2 separate regions of the Mus musculus genome follow, and region 1 is linked to region 2. A link is a loop called in an ENCODE intact Hi-C map of the cell type or tissue named here. Cell type or tissue: gastrocnemius. All regions are shown on one strand. Each heading gives the region's core, and the rest is flanking DNA. Links, peaks and the distances in the headings are about the cores only. Region 1 overlaps Tmc7 (transmembrane channel-like gene family 7). Region 2 holds the start of Gde1 (glycerophosphodiester phosphodiesterase 1).

The links. A loop is a pair of places that touch in the nucleus more often than their neighbours do. Peaks named below come from ENCODE experiments on the same cell type or tissue, not always from the same donor. Only the 100,000 strongest peaks of a DNase experiment are listed, where the experiment ranks them.
Region 1: a loop joins it to region 2, with 3 times the contacts of the local background. A loop is called at or near these places in 2 of 42 quality-filtered maps.

The regions. Positions count from the first base shown.
Region 1 is chr7:118,536,129-118,539,035 of GRCm38, forward strand. It overlaps Tmc7 (transmembrane channel-like gene family 7), which reads right to left. Exons shown (of 16, transcript NM_172476.4): 16 at 1-2,089. The coding sequence ends at 2,009. Among named protein-coding and RNA genes, the nearest start is that of Coq7, 4.2 kb to the left of the region's middle. In gastrocnemius, for the core only: no CTCF peak of the experiment used is centred there; no DNase peak of the experiment used is centred there.
Region 2 is chr7:118,703,725-118,706,631 of GRCm38, forward strand. Gde1 (glycerophosphodiester phosphodiesterase 1) reads right to left here and starts at 2,014. Exons shown (of 6, transcript NM_019580.4): 1 at 1,666-2,014. The coding sequence starts at 1,926. In gastrocnemius, for the core only: no CTCF peak of the experiment used is centred there; DNase peaks (open chromatin) are centred at 1,671 and 2,072; H3K4me3 peaks cover 1,984 bases; H3K27ac peaks cover 1,558 bases.

The DNA.
Region 1 (2,907 bases), core at 112-2,611, 170 kb before region 2:
TTTGAGGACAACCATACTCTAAAACTTTCAAGACACGGAATCAGGAGTTTAACACACACCCGTTAGAGAGCCGCACTTTAAAGCTATACAGACATTGCCTGGTTATTCCAAGTTATTAAAATATTCAAGTAGGAGGTGCACACATTAGCAGCACTAACTAAAACCAACATACCAATTGGCATATTTTGTTATCTGTTTTATAATAAAGAAAATATGTTGTTTATTTTATCTACCATTCCTACAAACATAGGACAGCAGATTATCCTCAGGGCCACAGTGAGGACAAGAATGCTTCATGAAGGCACTAGGCAAAAATGCCAGCAACCAGGATTTGTAGAATGAGAATGGAGTAAACTTTGGTTTATTCAAAACTCCTGTTGTTAGGCTTTAAAACTCATAGATCTTAAAATACAAGAAAATGTTACAAAGCACATGTTCCCACAGGAACAAAAATATCCCAGGTTAACAGCCTCATGGAAGATGACGGAAATGATTGTGTAGAGCTTGAGGATATGAGTTCCGCCTCCAGATGTACATATGCACACACACACACACACCCCTCACCAAGGGCCCTTTATACGAATTCACACATGTAAGATATGGACACACACACATCAATACACACAGACACACACACATCTGACAAAGCACCCTTTATACACACACAGACATGGAAGCTACAACGAGTTTGCTTTGCTCCCAGAGGGAAGCCAATCATTTTTGAGGAACAAGGCAGTGATCAGAGCAGGGAAGTCCATCTTGGCAGCTTTCTGAAACATTAATTGAAATTTAAAGGTTAGGAGCCAGTGGAAAACAGTAAAGACTCCACAGTCCCATCACAGGACTGCAGTACATTGACAAAGACCTTAAAGTGAAAGCAGATCAAATTAGACACCACTAAAAGGGACGCCCCATAAGGGAGGCTTATGATGAGGTATTTATTAAATACAGCTTTTACTATGCTGGAGATCTCAAGAGATACTCTGTCTTTGTAATGTTTTATAAAAACAAAGGAACACACACACAAAGTTTTAAACTCAGGCAAACAAAATCTAGCCCTTTGACATGTGTACTTAAGTAATCAGAACCCAACCTTTGTTTGTATTATGGGGCGTTCTTAGGAACAGGCTGGGCTGTGGACCTACACCTGAAATCATACATAAAACCCCTGCTCCTTAAACCCAGCTCCAATTCCAAAAAGCATATTGCAGCCTAGCTCTGAATCACTCTGCATCTTTCAGGAATGAACAGCTCCATGCACGGAAGAGGAATAACACTTGGAAAACAGAGGAACTGCCTGTGCACCTTGCAAAGTTAAACCCCTCTTCAATTCTGTCACCAAATCTTAGAAATTGGGGCCAGGTGGAGACTAAAGGCTAATGGCTAACCAGTTGGCTAAGGTCACTTTCCCTGGAGGAGTGAACAAGGCTGGAGAAAAGTTCCAAAAAGCTGAAATTGCCACCTGGCCTAGTCCTCTCCTCAAGGGGGTGATACTGACTGGGCATGGGTGGGAATTCAAGTGTGATGGGGTACACAGCGGGGATGGATTTCCTTTCTGCCTTTCTGCCAGGACGGCCTCTCCACGTTCCTATCAGCTGTTCTAAGCCTCAGCATCTGAAGATTCCTGCTCATCTGAAAAAGGAAGTCAGGTTTAATTTGAAGTCACCAGTGGCATCTTGGAGGGTATTCACTCGGCCTGGGAAGGCTTTCGGAGAAATCTCAGTTTTACTCTAAAAAAAAAAAAAAACACACACACACACACACACACAACCCTTTTTTAAAAATATACAAAAGTCTAAACAAAAAATAAATAAAAGTCTCCCCTCTCTGATCGTGAGAGGCTGAGCAGCTCGAGAAGTTAAGTGTTTTGGTGGAGTCACCACTCCCTGGGGATCAGGCTGGGGGTCAGCCTGTTTGGCTAAGCCACCAAAAGTCACTTCCACTCAAACCCCAGGTGGACTCTGTAGGGTCATCAGAGCTATGTGTTGAGAAGTTTCGGGCAGCATCTTCATGCTGAAGCCGGCTGGCTCCGGACCTCCCTTTGAGCTTCTGTTAGTTTCTGGATAAGATAACGCTTGTCACGACTCTCCTAAAAAGACAAACAGATTCAAAGGGCATCTTATATGTTTAGAACTGTACAAAGCTATTTCTATCTAGTGAGTCTCTGCTCTGACTCAGGGTAAGGGATTCCAGTCATTAGATTACCACAGTGACTTCCAGTCTGGCCTGTCTCCTTCACTGAAGTCCCAACCATAGTCCCCTGTCCACACAATAGCTGGAGATCTAGAAATGTACATGGGGCTGAGGATGTGGCTCAGGTCTCAGCATGCACAGAGCCCTGGGTTCTATCCCCAGCATTGCATAAATTAAGTGTGGTGGTCCATGCCTGTAATTCTAACCCTTAGGAAGTGATTGTAAAAGATCAGATCTGACAGGCAATGTAATGACTTCTGGCTAGTGTTAAAGAATTATTCTGCCTCAAATCTCATCCTTCACAGCCACACACACACACACACACACACACACACACACACACACACACACACATATCTCTTGTCTCCCCAAAGTGCCTGGCTAATTCCCACACTGGGCCCTCCCACTCCTAATCAGGACCTCAAATAACTGGCTGTTGCCATAATTCACATCTCACTTTTAATGTCACTGCCTTCAACAGGCCTTCCCCAGCCACTGGCTGCAGTAGCCTTGGTTCTCTGCAAGAGCAACAAATACTCTTAACCACTGAGCCATCTCTCCCACTCCCTGGTCCACCATTTTTTGAGACAGTTTCTTAATTAGACCTGCAACTTGCTGGGAGTTTAGGCCTGCTGCCCAGTCAGCCCACGGATCACCCTGATTTTGCTTCCCCAGTGCTGGGGCTACAGAATGCAGGCCGTGACGCCTGGCTTT
Region 2 (2,907 bases), core at 320-2,819:
AACTGAGGTTAGGGCCGAGGCGAGGGTGCCCTACTTGCTCTGATTTTCTTTGTTACAGCTAAAGGACAGAGTGTTGGATAATAAGCAAGCTACTTAAGCTGGACTAAGAAAAGAGCCCACATTCAAATATCCTGGAAAATATCTTAATCTTTGCCAGACAGCATCAAGTCATCCAATCAGGAAGCCTTATGCTGGAAGGTGCTGTGTTGTCTTGGAGTCACAGTTCCCCCCACCTCAAAGAAATGGGAAGAACAGATGTAAAACTGTCTAAAAGGTCAAGCATGATGGTGCATGCCTTTAATCCTCACGCTAGGAAGGCACATAGCCAGTTCCAGGACAGTCAAGGCTACTGAAACTCTGCCTCAAAAAAACCAAAAAACCAAAACAAGCCGGGCATGGTGGCGCACGCCTTTAATACCAGCACTTGGGAGGCAGAGGCAGGCGGATTTCTGAGTTTGAGGCCAGTCTGGTCTACAGAGTGAGTTCCAGGACAGCCAGGGCTATACAGAGAAACCCGGTCTCAAAAACCAAAGGAAAAACAAAACAACAAAACAAAACAAAGCAAAGCAAAACAGACTAAAAGCTGTAGTATTTGCATATGTCCCAGGAATGACCTCCTATACCCCTCAAGTCAACTCTTGGCATTCTTCCATCTAAAACAATCTAGCTATGTAAGCAGTTAAGGTGTGACGTCACTCCACATACTTCTTTCATGCTATTTTTTTGATCTACAATTAAACCCACAGATGCAAGGCCAACACGTATGAAGGCTGACTGTAGTGCACTGAAGTCCATAATCCACTGAAATGCTCTTGCCATACAAGCTGACATTAATCTGAAAACAGAAGGCTTCCAAGGGCAAAGGGCTATTAAAATTCTCCTGGGTGCCTTATGGAAAGGGGAAGCAAATATTGACAGAGGAGTCTGGCTGCCAGGGTTGACGACTATGATGAAGGTGTATTTGGAAAGAGGCCATAAAGATAATATCCAAGTAATACAGAGGACAGAAATACACCCTGTGATAAGGGTGATTAAGAATATCTTGCTAGTTGGTGGTGGTGGGTGTCTTTAGTCCCAGCACTTTAACCCCACCAGGCAGGTGGATCTGAGTTGAGGCCAGTCTGATAAGTTCAAGGAGTGGACTACAGAGAAACCCTGTCTCGAAAAAAAGAGAGAAATCCCATTTACTAACAAGAACCCATTTGACCTAGTTCATATCTTAATTCATCCATACACTAGAGTTTGTTCTGCTCCTCGAAGCCAGCACCACATATAAGCCTGTTGTGTTGTGTTGCTACCTTACCACTCCAACATAAACCTCACCTCAGGCCCTTTGCACTTGCCATCGGCATCCTGGAACACTTCCCACTGATTCCAACCTTGTAATTCTAGTTCACAGTTCACAAATATCTAGTTCATAGAAAACTACTGCTACATAATGCACTGCCCCACCCTAAAGTAGCCTCATATGTTATCTCTCCCAACCCAGATGAAAGCCCTGTCAAAGGAGTCGTGCCTGGCTGCCATCCCAGCGTCTGGCACATACCAAGTCTTACAATTACCCGCGGAATTCTAGAAATAGCTGAAGTGGGGAGGGATGCGGAGCCGGGAGGAGAAGAAGAGATGTCAGCGGCGGAGCAGGCCCGAGGCGTGCGCGGGGCTCACCTGCCGGATGGCCGCCAGCGTGTTCTCGGGCGCGTCGTGGCTGCCGCCGCGATGGGCGATGGCGGACACGCGGTCACGGGGCTTGAGCACCTGCAGGGCCCGGCGGGACGGCACCGGCTCGAAGCTGAAGAACCGCAGCAGGATGTAGAGGCTGCCGGTGAGCACGCAGGCGTTGAAGGGGCTGCGTGTCACCACCAGCAGCAGCACCAGCACGAAGGAGAAGGGGCCCAGGAGGCCGCCCTGGTCCTCCCACAGCCACATGCCGGCGCCTGCACCGGCACGGACCGGAGCCCCGGACCTGCCGGGCGACGCGTAGACGCCGAGGTACTGGCCACAGCCGGAACCCTCCGCTGGGAGCAGCGCTGCACAATGGCGCCGACGGACCCATCTCGAGAAAGAGCCCGCCCTCCAGCCAATCAGAGTCCCGGAGCTTCGGCGTTGGGGGGCCGGAACCGCTGTCATGGCAACAGGAGCAGGCCCTTGCCCCAGGCCTGGGTTCCAAGGGCGCTTCGGGTTATGTAAAGTGAGGACAAGACTTAGACCCTGTCCTTCAGACTTAGTGGAAGGAGGGTGACACGGTCAAAGTTTCTTAGTGACCTTGTATCTGACCTCGAGGAAACTAAAGGCTTTGACTTTAAAAGGAACAGGATGTTTAACCTGCTTATTCAAAATGTGCCAGTAGTGTTTCCAGAGTTCTTCTGGGTCAGAGACAGGGCCTGTAATGAGCCAGGCTTACCCTGGAGCTGTAATAAGTTACGCTCCATGAACCAAACAAAAAAAAAAGTAAAAAGCAGAGAAATGGACACACCGGGAAGAAATCTAGTAAAGCACACCCACAAGTCCGTTTTCAGGGTTCTGACGGGAGGTTTAGGTTTAAATAGAGGGCAAGAGGCATGCTTGGCTAAGAAGCCCCGCCCATCATTGACCACTTAGTTCCAGTCTGTTCAGAAAGGTCCGGGACCTTCAGAACCCTTTGAACTTACAGAAAAGATACATTTTTTTCCAGGCTGGACACAGGCTCTAAGCCCTTTCCTTCTCTCAAAATCAGACTCCTAAGGAAATTCCAATTTCCTGCGGTCCATGCCTCAAAATAATATCAAGAAGGGTGACTTACAAATGTCTCTTTGGAATATCTTCATTCTTGCAAGGGCTGTTTCCACCAGGACACATGTCTGCATTTAGTGAAAGTACCTTCCCCTTGCGGGAAGTAGTATTGAGCACGATAACAAGACAAGGAAAATT